Regions from separate parts of the Homo sapiens genome. Here region 2 is linked to region 1. A link is an interaction called in ENCODE POLR2A ChIA-PET data of the cell type or tissue named here. Cell type or tissue: Panc1. All regions are shown on one strand.

Evidence for each region. ChIA-PET counts read pairs that join two places held together with the same protein. Peaks named below come from ENCODE experiments on the same cell type or tissue, not always from the same donor. Only the 100,000 strongest peaks of a DNase experiment are listed, where the experiment ranks them.
Region 2: POLR2A ChIA-PET joins it to region 1 with 11 read pairs; 5 of 35 experiments call an interaction of 5 or more read pairs at or near these places.

Annotation. Positions count from the first base shown.
Region 1 is chr19:38,913,509-38,916,008 of GRCh38, reverse strand. SARS2 (seryl-tRNA synthetase 2, mitochondrial) reads left to right here. Exons shown (of 16, transcript NM_017827.4): 15 at 103-168; 16 at 260-743. The coding sequence ends at 403. Among named protein-coding and RNA genes, the nearest start is that of CCER2, 2.6 kb to the right of the region's middle. In Panc1, no CTCF peak of the experiment used is centred here; no DNase peak of the experiment used is centred here.
Region 2 is chr19:38,690,834-38,693,333 of GRCh38, reverse strand. The region is part of intron 1 of ACTN4 (actinin alpha 4); the gene reads right to left. Among named protein-coding and RNA genes, the nearest start is that of ACTN4, 44 kb to the right of the region's middle. In Panc1, no CTCF peak of the experiment used is centred here; a DNase peak (open chromatin) is centred at 1,263; H3K4me3 peaks cover 2,225 bases; H3K27ac peaks cover 2,500 bases.

The sequences.
Region 1 (2,500 bases):
TGCCCTCGCCCGCAGCCTCTGCCGCCCTAGACCCACCCACCTTGGCTCCTCCCCGGGCTCAGCTTGGGGTGGGCGCCAGTTCCGAGCATGGCTGTCTCACAGGTGAACGCCACCGCCTGTGCTGTCCCCCGCCTTCTCATCGCGCTCCTGGAGAGTAACCAGCAGAAGGTGAGGGGCTGAGGGGCCCACCCAGAGAGGCAGCTCAGCGCCGGGGAGGGCTGGGGCATCTGCAGTGTCCTGAGGTCTGCTCTGTCCCCAGGACGGCTCAGTGCTCGTGCCCCCTGCCCTCCAGTCCTACCTCGGCACTGATCGGATCACAGCCCCTACCCACGTGCCTCTCCAGTACATCGGCCCCAACCAGCCCCGGAAGCCTGGGCTGCCTGGCCAGCCTGCTGTAAGCTAAGAACCCACCCACAGCAGCCCTCGGGGGTGTCACTGCTTCCTGGAGTTCAGGAGACCCCGGACACCTGGGACCTGTGTTGCTGAGCCCGTCCTGACATCTGTGTTCTTCCTGTCAGCTCCACGCCCGGGCCCCTGGACCACGGGGTCCACCTCTCCTCTGTCCTTGCTGCCTCAGAGTCAGTCACTGACCCTGTTATCATTGAGGGTCCCAGTGGGAAGCAGGACGTCTGGGCTTTACGGTTCTAGGGACAGGAGAAGCAGAGGAAGAGGCTTCCATCCCTCCTTCCTTCTTTCCTCCTACAGTGCTGAGCAAAAAGTCCCCAATAAATGGTCAGGACAAAGGCCTCTGTGGATCTGTGAACAAGGGAGATGCCTGGCTCTCTAGGAGCTGCTGAGCAGCCGCTTGGAGGCACTATCCTCAAAGGGTCTGTGGCTGCAAAGACCATGGCTGGAAGTGCCTAGCCACCCCCCAGTGCACATGGAGGCTGGCCTGGGGCCACCAGGGTTGCTGAGAGGATGCTGAATTCTCTCCCCTTCCTCTGGGACAAGCCAGAACAGAGTCACCCTCTGAGGGTTCCTTCGAGCTGACCCCAGCCCCAGCCTCACCCCTCAGTCCCCAGCTCCCCATGCAGCTGTCCCTTCTGCAGCTCCAGGTAGGGGCCCAGTGGGCATCCCAAACTCAGGGAAGCTACCTGGTCCTCTGATCACTTGGCCTGCACCTGCTCCTCCTCAGGCATGCCCATCCCAGCACATTCTCCCGGCTGCCCAGGCCACAGCCCTTCGGGTTAGCCTCGACTTTTATCTCATATCCACTCCACTTCATTAGCAACCCTGGCAACACCGCCTTCAGAATATTTCCAGAATCTGGCCAGGTACAGTGGCTCACGCCTGTAATCCCAGCACTTTGGGAGGCTAAGGCAGGCGGATCACCTGAGGTCAGTTCAAGACCAGCCTGGCCAACATGGTGAAACCCCATCTCTACTAAAAATACAAAAATTAGCTGGGCGTGGTGGCGCACGCTTGTAATCCCAGCTACTCGGGAGGCTGAGGCAGGAGAATCACTTGAACCTGGGAGGCGGAGGTTGTGGTGAGTGGAGATCGCGCCACTGCACTCCAGCATGGGCTACAGTGCGAGACTCCATCTAAAAAAAAAAAGAGCTGGGTGTGGTGGCGGGCACCTGTAATCCCAGCTGCTTGGGAGGCTGAGGCAGAATTCTTGAACCCGGGAGGCAGAGGTTGCAGTGAGCTGGGATCACACTACTACACTCCAGCCTGGGTGACAGAGCGAGACTCTGTCTCAAAAAAGATTTCCAGACTCTGCCTACTGTTCTCTCCTCCCTGACCCCACCTGGGCCCTGCTCCCCGATCCCTCCCCTTTGGTTAACCCTGGAAGCCTCTTCACTGGCTCCCTGTTCTCCATCCTCGCCACACAGCCAGAGGGACCTGTGAGCACCTCAGCTGGGTGTCCCACCCCTGCTCAGAGGTCTCCTGTGGCTTCGTCTCAGAGTAAAAGGGTAAAGTGGTCATCGAGGCCCCTAAGACCCCACCTGAGCTGCTCCACCTTCCTCTTCAGCCCATCTTTCTGTCTTGTTTGGTCCACCCGACCCGCCTTGACATTGAAACTCTCCAAACTCCTTCCTGACTCGTGCACTTACATTGGTGAGTCTCCCTCTCTGGCTGTCTCTCCCCTAGATGGTGTGTGCTGGCCTCCATCTTGTCACTCAGGCCTTAGCTCAAATGTCACCTCTTCCAAGAAGTCTTCCGTGACCACAGTAAAACCCCCCCAGCACTCAGTACCTACATCTGAGATACTTTTTTTTTTTTTTTTTTTTTTTTTTGAGATGGAGTCTCACTGTCCCAGGCTGGAGTGCAGTGGTGTGATCTCGGCTCACTGCAACCTCTGAGAGATTCTTTTGCCTCAGCCTCCCGCATAGCTGGGATTACAGGGAGGTGCCACCATGTCCGGCTAATTTTTTGTATTTTTAGTAGAGGCAGGGTTTCGCCATGTTGACCAGGCTGGTCTTGAACTCCTGACCTCAGGTAATGCACCTGCCTTGGCCTCCCAAAGTGCTGGGATTACAGGCATGAGCCACCACGC
Region 2 (2,500 bases), 220 kb after region 1:
GGGAGTCTCTTGCAAAGTCGCTTTGGGCCTAGAAATAGGCTCGAGCGATCCCTCAGGAGGGGTGAGCATGCCGGCTCTGCACTGTGTAGCACATGATCCAGACTGGATCGCAGGCTTCACTCTCCCCACCCACCAGGCTGATGCTCACATGTGGATTCCACGGACCCCACGCTTGACAAGATTTTAGAAAAAAACGTTTGCTGCCTCATGCCGCAACCCTCTTCTGCCGTGTACACTGCCCACCCGCCTAGCAGGATATCACCCAGGAGGACCAGCCTGCATGCATTTTGCCCAGGCTCAGGGTTGACTGCAACTGGCCACAGCCAGCCCCAACCCCAGGTACCCGGAGGCCAGACGGAGCTCCCTAGCACCCTGGGAGTTTTCAAACCTTGGCTCTGAAATACCGTGTAGGGTTTGTCGCTCCGCTGGGGCATCAGTTGCTTTGAGGGGGAGGGCGCCGTCCCACCTCCTGAACTTCCACCTTGCCTGCTGTGGCCTCTGACGCTGCCCATGGTTCCTGCTTCCATGGGTCCTAGGGAAGGGTGTCCAGGGCTTGGACACAGGGGAGGTACAGCTATTTATTCCTGGGTAGGCTTATCACCTGGGTAGGCCTTCTTATCACCCATCTGGCAGGCTATTGCCAGACCTCAGGCAAGGCCTAGCCCCACTGGGGCATCTTTTCAGTTCCTGAAAGCAGAAACGGCTCCCCAGCCCATGGGCTTCATCACCAACTATAAAGGCGCTTTCAGGGCCAGACGGCTAAGCCTTCTGGAATCTGGGTTACCAGCGGCACAGGCAGAGATGCTCGCCCTGGCAAGGGGGCCCGTGGAGCCTCTGGCCTGTGAGACTGCACACCTGAGCACTTTTTGAAGATCCACTGCCACCAGATTCTGAAGGAGATAAAAGCCAGGAAGCAGGTTGAAAGAACAGAAAACGAGCAGGTCACAATAACACAGCCACAAATTAGATGGGTGCAGCAACGTGGGACGCAGACAGCCCTACTGCCCAGGCAATCAGGGCTAGCACTGCGGCAGTTCAGCGACACACGGGGCAGCCTGTCCAGGACCCAACCCCAGCCAGGGGCAAAGCAAGTGCACTGTGTGTGCCTGTTACATGACGACATAACCTAATTTGAAAGCAATTACAGTGAAATATGGAATGCGTCTTATGTCCTGGCCTGAAGTTGCCTTATTCGGAGTTTTCTCAGCCTGCATGAAAAAGCTCTGACTTCGCAGTTGGAGAAGAGGTATAAATACTGCTGAGTGGGGTAGCGAGCATTCCAAAGGTCCTGCGTGTCCACCCAGAAACCAGCTCTTTGCACCCGGCCCCCTCCCTGCAGCCAGTGTTCCAGTCTTGGACAATCCCCTTTGAGGTGCCAGAAAGCGTGCGTGTTGCTGCTGCAAAGGACGGATTTTGTTTGTTTGTTTGTTTTGAGACAGAGTCTCGCTGTGTCGCCAGGTTGGAGTGCGGTGGCATGATCTCGGCTCACTGCAGCCTCCACCTCCCGGGTTCAAGTGATTCTCCTGCCTCAGCCTCCCGAGTAGCTGGCATTACAGGCACCCACCATCACACCCGGCTAATTTTTATATTTTCAGTAGAGACGGGTTTCTGCCATGTTGGCCAGGCTGGTCTCGAACTCCTGATCTCAGGTAATCCACCCGCCTCAGCCTCCCAAAGTGCTGGGATTACAGGCGTGAGCCACCGCGCCAGGCCAAAGGATGGATTTTGGAGTGCTGTCTCCTCCTCATGAGAAATACTGGTCTAAGACTTTCGTCTAGCTCTTTATAGAGCTGGTTTTGTCTCATCACTCAGGACTTGCCTCAAATGTCAGCAACCCAGGAGGCCTTCCTGGACTCTGTCATCTCCCCTAGGCTATCACTCCACTCTGCGTTGTTGGGTTTTTTTTTTTGTTTTTTTTGTTTTTTTTTTTTTGAGACGGAGTTTCACTTTTGTTGCCCAGGCTGGAGTGCAATGGCATGATCTCAGCTCAACGCAACTTCTGCCTCCTGAGTTCAAGCTATTCTCTGGCCTCAGCCTCCCGAGTAGCTGGGATTACAGGCCTGGCTAATTTTTTATTTTTAGTAGAGACGGAGTTTCTCCATGTTGGTCAGGCTAGTCTCGAACTCCCAACCTCAGGTGATCCGCCCACCTCGGCCTCCCAAAGTGCTGGAATTACAGGCGTGAGCCAACACACCCGGCCTCACACTGCATTGTTTTACTCACTGCACTTTTCATCATCAAAAACTATGTTCTTTGTTCATAACCAGTCTCCCTCCCAAGTGCAGCATAAGCTCCCCAGAGGAGGGTTCTGTTTGCTGTGGGAACCCACTGCCTGGACTGGTACCTTTCACATAGCAGGTACTCAACAAATCTAGGAGTGAGTGGAATCAGGTTGCGGCATCTCGCATCCAGCTTTTCTTTCTCTCCCTCTCTTTCATGTACTCTTTAAATATGTACATAATTTGGAGAATCAATTTTTAAAAATTGAAATGTAATTCAC